2 separate regions of the Homo sapiens genome follow, and region 2 is linked to region 1. Evidence: chromatin contacts called from ENCODE Hi-C data. All regions are on one chromosome and are shown on one strand. The core of a region is the stretch at or near the end of the contact, and the rest is flanking DNA. Distances in the headings are between cores, read along the strand shown.

The links. A loop is a pair of places that touch in the nucleus more often than their neighbours do. Pooled maps may share reads with other maps.
Region 2: a loop to region 1 is called in a pooled map, with 12 times the contacts of the local background. The contact joins the promoter of SMPD1 here to the promoter of TRIM68 in region 1. A Hi-C loop is called at or near these places in 6 of 50 pooled maps.

The regions. Positions count from the first base shown.
Region 1 is chr11:4,605,370-4,610,572 of GRCh38, reverse strand. It overlaps TRIM68 (tripartite motif containing 68), which reads left to right and starts at 2,342. Exons shown (of 7, transcript NM_018073.8): 1 at 2,342-2,546; 2 at 5,012-5,203. The coding sequence starts at 5,069. RefSeq lists silencers at 2,178-2,387, 2,698-2,777.
Region 2 is chr11:6,386,521-6,391,723 of GRCh38, reverse strand. It overlaps SMPD1 (sphingomyelin phosphodiesterase 1), which reads right to left and starts at 1,250. Exons shown (of 6, transcript NM_000543.5): 1 at 808-1,250; 2 at 1-340. The coding sequence starts at 1,125. LOC124902624 (a long non-coding RNA gene) reads left to right here and starts at 1,368. Exons shown (of 2, transcript XR_007062573.1): 1 at 1,368-1,617. RefSeq lists a silencer at 1,034-1,533.

The DNA.
Region 1 (5,203 bases), core at 1,093-3,592:
ACTTTCAGAAAGGCTCTCCACCACCTGTAGACAGAATTCTATGTTTTAATTTCTAGACTCACTTCCCCTTCCATCCCTGACCTCCTTCCTCTGCCAAAGTGAAAGTGGTAACGAAGTCCTGCAGATTTTCCCCTCTAGGCAGGAATTTCCTCTCTCTTAGCCAAGGCTAGCACTGAGTAGATAGGGACGGGAGGCCCTAATCTCCTACTTGGACTCCTGGGAGATGTCAGTTTTGCCTTCTGGAAACTGAAAACAATCTGGAATAGAGGAAACAGGAGGTATTAACTCCATCATAAGAGGTCCAGTAGGAGACTTTCAAGGTGGAGCGGGGTATCTACTCATGGTCTAGGCTATACTCCTACCCTCCTCCTTCCACCCCTAGCAGGTTCTCCTGCTGACTGACACACCACTAACACAGACAGCTATTTCTTCCCCTTTAAAGCCTTCAAGACTAAGATTATATTCTCATCAAGCCTAAGATTATACAAAACTAACTGAGGGTGTGGCTCATGCTTCCTCAGAAAGAGTAAGAGAAGAAAATAAATTAGGGGTCTCTAAGCAAGCATGTTGTATGACATGCAATAAGGTCAGTCTCTGGTCTCTTTCCAGAAAACCAGGCCTCAGATTTGTACTAACCCCCTAACTCTTCCTTAGTCCTACTTCTTCAGTGCCCCAAACAGTTCTCAGTTCTTGCTTCTCCTTTGATGCTACTCCTCCCCTAGAGCACAGATGGACACCATCCTACAGTTAGCCACTCATCTTGTTGTCCTGGTCTATCCTGGATTCAGGGCAGAGGGTTGGGGTCTGCAGCTACAGCTGTGGAATTTGTCCACGACAGAGCCTCACCTGGACACACCTGTCTCACAGCAAACAAATAAAGAAACAAACAAAACATTCTGAAGACATCTGTAAAGGAAAGCTTCTATGCCTTGGAAGTAAACTGGTCTGTCTTCAAAAGCCCTCTCTCCAGCCTTCCCCACATGAACGCAAGCCCCCACCCCCAGCTACCCTGATTGCCAGGGTTCTTGACAGTCCGTCATAGTTACAAATTGCACCTTACACATGAAAATGATCTCCCCATTAACTGTTTTAACTTCACAGAGATTCCAGAGCAGTACAACCAACTTGACCTTCAGCTCCTTAAAGGCAGAGACTATATGTCCCATAGTTGTAATCCCAGCACCCAGTAAAATATTGTCAAGAAAATTGATGTTAAATAAATGTTTAAAATGGCTTATTTCAATTAATCCATTCATTATTCTATTAGAGCAGCCATTTCTCCAAAACTGGGTGAGACAGAGGGTACAGCTCAGACCTAAGATACTTTTGTTTTTTCTCATAGACCTATTTGTTGCAGGAAATTTCTGGGCCTCACCCTTCAGAATTTTAACCATGGCCGGGGCTCAGACACTGGCATGAGCATTCTGGAGTATCTGTCCTAACAATTAAGATATTATATAATTTGGAACCGAGCTTCAATTGGAAGATTTCCTGGTTATTTTCTATGCGGATAGGAGGTGCCTTCACTTGCTTATTAAAACCTAAGTGTCAAGAGAAGGACAAGGCCCTGGGAGTACAAAGAAAAACCCATATCACTGTCTTAAGTAACAGTTTTTGTGTGTGCGTGCATGTGTCTATGTGTTTGGGTGAGGAAGGGATACCAGTTGTTTAATTTTTTTTTCCTTTTTTAATGACAATTTTTGACCAGGGTTTCCATTTCTCCATCAACTCCCGGTCTCTGTTGTCTGTTTTTCACTCTAAAAGTGGATTGTGGCAATAGTGATGACAAGCTGGTTGCTGAAGTAAAAACGAAAAAAGAGAGGGTTTTGTTTTGTTTTGTTTTGTTTTGTTTAAGAACCCAGTATTTAAAGCCTGGAACCATGAGAGGTCGCGAATCTTGCCAGGAACAGCAGAGTCCACACCATATGTGCGCCCAACCCTTTGCTAAGATGGGTCACAGAACCAGACTTGGCCAATCTCAGGCTTCTGAGTTTAACAAGTCAAACTGGCAAATGAATAGCCACCTGAGCCTCTCTTAATGCAGTGCCTGAGCGGCATCATTTGGGAGCCTCAATCCTTTGACCTATCCTAGAACTAACTCCTAGAACCCTCTACAGTTTAAGGGAATCTGAGTCGGTGAAGGGACCAGAAAAACCCAGGAAGTAGAGAAAAAACATTGACATGCCTAGAAGCGCCGAAACCCCCGTCTCATCACCAATTGGCTAGGGGTACCCTGGTCCCTGCCTGTGATTGGCTGCCCCCACAAACACACCGCCCCCTGGGCGAAGCCAACCTGGGCCCAGCCGGCCGCTCATTGGCTGCCGTCCCGCGAGCGGGGCCTAGAGCCGGGTGTAGTATTCTGGGAGCTGCGGGCTACTGGGCCTGCGCTGCCGGGCTTTGGGTTCTGGGCCTCTGCCGCTCTCTGGCCCTAAGTGCTGAGCTGCCGGGAACGGCAGCTTCTGACGCTGGGCCATTGGACGCTGCGGAACCAGGCTTCTTCACTTTGAGTTTCCGCCGCGAAGCGCCAGTCCGGGCCGAGGAGGGAGGTGGGTAGATAACTCTGCCTTTTCTGAAGTCAGATCCCGCACGCTCACTTTACCCCCACCCGCCCGCTGTCCTGGGGACCTGCCCAACGCCCTGTGGCCAGGCCAGGAGCTGCTCCCTGACTCCGGAGGTTACCGCCCGCCCCTCGACTCCCTTCCCGCTGGGGTCCTAACTGGAAGTCTTCCAGGCCCCGCCCCCTTCTCAAATGCCCTTCTCAGACTCTCGCTGTACCCTACGGAAGGCACAGTCAAAGCAACCGAACGTTTAATTATTTGAATTTTCTCAAAGTAATTCATGTATAATAAAAAGTCAAACATTAAAGCAGGTCTTATTTTGAAGAGCAGTAACTACCCATCCCCAGATCTTTGCAGAGGCTGCCACTTTTAGTTTGTCCCCATTTAGATGTTTTTAGCACCCTAAATCAAAATAATATGCGTTCCACTGTATTTCTGGATTTATCATTTTGATATTTCTTTGCCTTACTTTCTTACTGCCACAATCTTGTCAATTTTCCATCGCTATTTTAGGTCTTCCATTTGTAGCTTTAAATAATGGGTATCAACTTCCATTTATTGTTTTATTGACTTTAGATGGTGTCTCTTAATGTCTCTACTGACTTAGCTAAGGATATTAACACATCCTCCACTTTCAATCTACTATCGGTTGGAACTCAACATTTACATTTAGTTTTCACGTATTCAACAAGTATTTGAGGCACTGTTCTTGGCACTGGGGAAATAGAAATGGACAAAACAGACAATGACCCTATCCACATGAAAAAGTTCTAGTATGGGAAGTAAGACAATAGACGAATACATGGCAAATGACGTCAAAGGCAGGATCATGTAGAAGTCATTTTCAGCTGGGAGAATAGCAGGCACCCAAGTCAGGTAGATTGAATGGACGAGGGGTTTGCGGGAGTGTGTGGAAGTTTATTCCTTTGCCTAGCTGGGCACAGGTGCTGTTTCAAGGAGAGATCTTGTTAACCGGGAGCCAGGATAGATTATTTAGTAAGTTAGTGATTTACCAAAATGAGGTTTTAGGATACTGGATCCCACAGTTTGGTAGTGATAGTGGGAGGAAGAAAAGCAGGAGGCAGGGAGTCTAGTGAGAAGGCATGCCCTGCCAATGGCATATCAGAGTCCTGCAAGATTTACTGCTCTGCTTCCTGCTTCCTGCTACTGGACTGCGCTAAACCACAGTGATTTTTCTCTCCTCTTGAATTTGTATTATACCTTAAAGCTAAAGAGGTTAAGAAATTTGCCCAAGATAGATGGCAGAGCCCCAAGCCAAACATCTGTAAAATGAGAACAATAATGGCCTCTGCCTAGGGTTGTGAAATAAACCAACTTAATTCATGTAAAGTGCTCAGAACAGTGCCTGGCACATCATAGAACTGCTCAAAGAGTGCTTGCTTTTATTATTAATGTATGCTCTCAATTTACCTCACAAATGCTAAAAGGATTTTGGGTTTAGGAACTATTTCCTATGTCTAGCTGGTTAATTCATTCAACAAATATTTACTCAGCAATATCTGCATTGCAGGTGCTGTTTAGGTGCTGAGGATACAACAGGAACTAGGATCAACATGTCCCTTCCTTGTATAGATTCTAGCTGGTAACACAAACTAGCAAAGTGAATGAATAAATATTGCCAACTGAGCCAAGAGCCTGCCATTGACCAAGTTCCATGCCCATATGTGGCCCTGGCAAAAATCTCAGATTTCTTGCTGGTGTAGTGATTTCATCAATATGGGTGTGATGATCATCAAATGATCTTTGTTTTAATCTCCAAGGGATGTTATTTCATCTCTGCTTCTAGCATATCACTAAAAGCTCAGAAGACTACCTTGACATCTTGGTGAATAATAAGTACATTAGTGCTGGAGCAGTGGGCAGGGGTTTAAAAGGCACAGGAAAAGAACTGCTGTTTCCTTTACAGTTTTTGCATTTTAGTGTGCAACACAAGAAAACAAATTGAGCTTGTAGGCAATGGGCTTCTGGCATACTACCTTTTGACACTTTGAATTATATTAATGTAAATATAAACATACCAGAGAGTGAGGCTGGAGGTATTTATGGCCTTACTTCAGATACTGAAATACCACATTTTATGTGAACTTACCCAAGTTTAAGAGAAATAATGCTGATTTGTAGAGCATGATTGGAGTGGTAATGGTCAAGTAGAGCAAACCCAGAGGAAAATCAGAGTTGACCAAGTGAATGAAAACCGAGGACTCCCAATATTCACTCACTTAGGCATCCCCATTATCCCCTTCATGGTATGAGTAATGTGGCCCGTTCAGACCATGCACCCTTCAGTTGGAAAGGCCAATGCTTATTAAAGAAGGTCAGTAAAGGGTCAAAAGGAAGGTGGTTTTCCCCCAGAAATTAATTATTCCTGTTACTGATCTCTCTGTTCCTCTGTTACCTTTTTCTCTTATTTGTCTTTCTTTTCTTCTTCTCAGCCTTTACTACTTCTCCCTGGTTTCATTCATGTTCTGAGGAGGGTGTGAGAAGGAACCATGGATCCCACAGCCTTGGTGGAAGCCATTGTGGAAGAAGTGGCCTGTCCCATCTGTATGACCTTCCTGAGGGAGCCCATGAGCATTGACTGTGGCCACAGCTTCTGCCACAGCTGTCTCTCTGGACTCTGGGAG
Region 2 (5,203 bases), core at 1-2,500, 1.8 Mb before region 1:
CCGTGCCCTCCAGGTAGTCATGATCCCAGTGCAGGTCAGTGAGGAAGAGGATGCGGCTGACAGGGGCACCTGGGGCTGGGGGGCTAGGGGGTTTGGGGGGCGGCTTCGGCACAGTAGGCAAAGAGATGTTCCAAGATGAGAAAATGTCCCAGTGCCCACAGGTGGAGCCCAGGAGCAGGCCACAGGCCTCAGATGGGCTCAGCACTGAGCGTCTCCACACCTCCACCATGTCATCCTCAAAGAGGTGGACAATGGATTGGCACACGGCAGGTGGTGCTATCTTCAGCAGATTGCACAGCTTGATGGCCACGGAGCCCACGCGAGCCACATTGGGTTCCTTCTGCAGTGGGAGGAGCGCATGGTGAGAAATCAGAGGCAGAGCAGAGGAACCAGGCCAACCCCTGGCCACCACCCCTTGGGCCTCCATTTCCAAACTGGGGCTGGGCAGGACTCAGTGCACCAAGCTCAGTGCACACCTTTGCCTTCCAGATATTGCCCTGTAACTCAGGCAGCACCAGGCCATCGCTTCTTCTTTAGCTCAGCGGCCTGTGGCATGAGGCCTTTGCTTGGCAAGCTGACTTCCTCAGGCACTGTCTGCATTATTTTCTTACTTCACAAAGGTCACAATGGGGTGATGGTGGCATGTAGCCATGGGTGTCCCCAAAGGGGAGCAAACTCAGTGATGGATTGTAGATGCCACCCTCTCCATCAGGGATGCATTCTGAGCCCAGCGCACCAGCATCAGCCCCAGCCCCCAGCCCCAGCACTCCTTTCGGCCTCCTCCACTGCAGCCCCTTCAGTGCTCACCTTCAGCCCGAGGTTGATGGCGGTGAATAGACCTTTGCAGATTGGGCAGGTGAGGTTCCCCCACCCAAAGACATCTCGGAGCCGGGGCACTATGCGATGTAACCTGGCAGGATGGCCTTGGGGAGAAAGAGGGTGAGCCTCTGCCGGAGCCCAGAGAACCCGAGAGTCAGACAGAGCCAGCGCCAGCGCCAGCGCCAGCGCCAGCGCCAGCACCAGGCCCATCCAAAGGAGTCCGGGGGCTCCGGCGGTCCCGTCTTGTCCCTGCTCCCGGCCGGACCTGGGGCAGCTCTGGCGGAGTGACGCTCCGTAGCGGGGCATTGTCGCGCTTCCTACACGGGGCTGGTTCGTCTGTCCCGTCCCCCCCGGCCTGGACCCTAGCCAGCCCTCAGGGCCCCGGGCGGCGCCGGGGACACCCGATTACCCTTCTCTGTAGTCGGCTGACTGCTCCGCGGCCGGCCGCAAAGCAGCTCCGCCCCTTCCTCTTCCTCTGATCTCTGACAGCTGATCTCTCGGTGGCGGGCGGCTGTCAACGCTGCGGAGGCGGAGGGGGCGGGGCGCTCCCGGGACCGCCCCGATTCCGCCCCCTCTCCCTGCCCCCGCCCTGCCCCGGGCGCACGGGCTGCGGGGGTGGGGACTCTCCCTGAGGTCACCAGGGGCTCCGCCTTGAGGTCACAGCCGCGGGAGGCCGTGCTCGTGCTTTGGAGCTCCATGTGATGTGGTCGGTGGAAGACGTCTCCTTTGTCAGAATCCGCGCTCAGATTCCCGGAATAGCTGCCAGACCGACCCCAGCGTTTAGCCCGGGAAGGGGAGGTAGGAGAGAGCAGGGCGGGCAGGATCCTCCCACTGGGTGTGTTGCCTCTGACAGGAAGGCGCCTTCCCTCGATTCCCCATGCTCTGCCACTGGCACCAGCCCTCTTGAGTCACCCTGAGAATCACTCACCTGTGATTCAGATGAGGAAACAAACCTTAGAGATGGTGAAGAGACTAGGAAGCCGTAAAGACCATATAGCCGTGGGGGCCAATAACATGGGCGGGAACCCAATTGGGTCTCCCACCTCCGTGTATCCACGACAGTAAAAGCGAGCATTTATGGAGTTGTTTATGATGTGCCAAGCACCAACCCAGGCACTTTATAATTAATAATCTTCAATTCTCACAACAACCCTAAGAAGTACCTATTATATTGGGGCTCAGAAATCCATACCCAAAATATGGTGGTTTGACTTACTAAGTTAAGCCTTAAGGTGTGTCTGGCCTTCCTACTCCCGCGCCCTCTCTCCCAAAGCCGTTACCTAGCGTCCAGACCCATCAAAAGGAACAACGGTTTTTTTCTTCCCCTCCCTACAAAACCAAGAATATAATCACACCTGAACAGACCCCTTCACATGATAATGTGCTAGTTAATCTGTTCCCTGATCCATTCCTTCTCCCTCAGCAGAATTCCTCTTCCCCTCACTCCCACAACCCCCTTTGCCTGAATGACACCTAAGCTTCTGAACTCGTCTGGGAAGTGGGTAGTCACTCTGTGGTTCCCCGTGGACACATTAATACAATTTCTATGCCTTTTCTTCAATTAATCTGTTTTTTGTGGGTTGATTTTTCAGCAGAATTTCAGAGGGCGAAGGGAAAGTTTCCCTTGGTCCCTGCAAATACTATTATTACCCTCCTTTACAGATAGGATGAGGCACAAAGAAGTTAAGTGGCAGAATAGCAATTAAACCCTAAGCTGTTTGACGAGTGCTTCTGAGGAATCCTCAGAGCTATCAAGTCCTGTCAGTTCTTTCCTTTGATAATTTTTTACAAGTGTTTTTTCCCCCCAGTTCTGGGGACATCATCTCAGATAGAGTACTCACAGTAATAATTAGCATGCATTTTTAAGATTATGTACTATGAAAAACAAAACAAAACAAAACCTTTTTATCTAAGGAAGATGAGCCCCTTTAAATTATCAGGCCCAGACAGGCATTTAAAATGTAGCAACAGTCACTCTCACTCTTCTTTGAGCTAAGTAATTATCTCTTGAAACCACTTGCTATGCCAAGTAGCCATTAAATGCCATACACCTTATAGTTCAACAATGTATAGCCAAGCGCTAAACAATGTATAACCAGTGTTATTTCTGTAAACAATGAGAATTCCTGATGAACAACTTTTGTATTCATTTCCTCTCCTAATTCATCTTTTTTTCTTTGAAAATATGAGCCTCTCTTTTGTTGTCCAGAGTGCTCCCCCAAGACAACTTGCAAGTGTGTCCTGGGTCGCAGTCCTCAACCTTGGCCCTTGGCCCGAATAACCCTCTGTAGGTACTTTTCTGAGGACTCTGCCTTACGTTAATCCTCACAACAAATTTGGAAGTCGGTATTATAATTATCCCCATTTTACGGAGAAGGAAAGTAGGATTAAGTAAGTGGCTCAAGATCCCACAGCTAGCTAGTAAGTGCTGGAACTGGAATTTGGATGTGTCAAGCAAAACATGTCTGAGACAGGTCTCAATCAATTTAGAGGTTTATTTTGCCAAGGTTAAGGACATGGCTGGAAGAAATAAACACGGAATCGCAGAAACAGTCTGTGGTCTGTGGCTTTCTCCAAAGATGATTTTGAGGGCTTCAATATTTAAAGGGGAAAAGTGAGCTGGAGGGAAAGAAGAAGGGTATGGTAATCCACATGTCGCAAGAGAAAAGGAGCAGGTAGGGAGATACTCAATTATGTGTTCGTCTGGCACTTTACATAAGATAAAGTAAATATGCCTGTGGAGATATTTAACCTTTTGTGTTTTTTTTGTTTTTTTTTTTTTGAGACAGAGTTTTCGCTGTTGTTGACCAGGCTGGAGTGCAATGGCGCAATCTCGGCTCACCACAACCTCTGCCTCCCGGGTTCAAGTGATTCTCCTGCCTCAGCCTACTGAGTAGCTGGGATTACAGGCATGTGCCACCACACCCGGCTAATTTTGTAAATATTTAACCTTTTGTCTGTAGCTATCTGCTTAGGAACAAAAGGAAAGGCAGCTTCTTGCATGACTCAGTTTTCAGTTTATTTTTTTTCCTTTTGGCATAGTCAACTGGAGTCCTGAGTTTTTATTTTCCTTTCACAAATGCAACATTCTGGCTCTATTCTTTGCTGTGTGGGGACCCATTCAGAACACCAGAGTTGGTATAACAATTATTTTAAGCCGAAGACATTTCAGATTCAATAGATGCAGAAATAAACCTTCTGGGAGCTTTCTTCATCTGATTAAAACTTCTGGGAAATGTCAACCTAAAGGGAAAAATCTAAGGCAAACTTGATATAAGTAGAGAGTTTATTTGGGCCAAGTTTGAAGACTGTGAAGCGAAGATTCAAGTTGCCCTGAGTATATGCTCCCAATTAGCAGAAGTCACAAGTGGGTTTTTAAAGGAGAAGAAGAGGCAGTTCCTAATGAGGACTAAGCTCTGATTTTTTCTTATCTTGCTCAAATTCCTATCGAAAGGGTCTGGGGAGTCATGCCCTACAAACCATAAATTCTTATCAGTTGGGTTTTATTTAACACTATATATTGTGACTGCCTTTTCAGTCATACTCTGGCATAAAATTACGTGATAAAGAAGAAAGTCAAAATATTTTACCCCAAAACATGTTTCTTTGCCATATATATATATATATATATATATATATATATATATATATATATGTTTTTTGGTTTGGGGTGGGGGGCGGGACAGAGTTTCACTCTTATTGCCCGGGCTGGAGTGCAATGGGGTGATCTTGGCTTACTGCAACCTCCCCCACCCAGATTCAAGGGATTCTCCTGCCTCAGCCTCCCGAGTAGCTGGGATTACAGGCACCCACCACCACCATGCCCAGCTAATTTTTGTATTGTTAATAAAGATGGGGTTTTGCCATGCTGGCCAGGCTGGTCTCGAACTTCTGACCTCAGGTGATCCGCCTGCCTTGGCCTCCCAAAGTACTGGGATTACAGGAGTAAGCCACCGCACCCGGCCACTTTGCCATATTTTGAAATGGCCCTGCAAAGTCGTACCTTATGGGGGAAAATTTACATCTGTAAAGAATCTCTAATAACACAGATCTTTTTCTTCTGGGCCCTCCAATCCTGAAGAGATTAACTGAGAGTCTAGCACCTTTTAAAGGTCTGAATAGGAAACATTTGTCGACTGTTGTCTCTAAGGGCAGCCACTAAGAGACTTCAAAGAACCTTGGTCTCCACAATCTTTTTTTTTTTTTTAAAAATGGCGTCTCACTCTGTCGCCCAGGCTGGAGTGCAACAGTGTAATCTCGGCTCACTGCAACCTCCGCCTCCCGGGTTCAAGCAATTCTCCTACCCCAGCCCCCCGAGCAGCTGGGACTACAGGCATCTGCCACCACACCCAGCTAATTTTCATATTTTTAATAGAGATGGGGC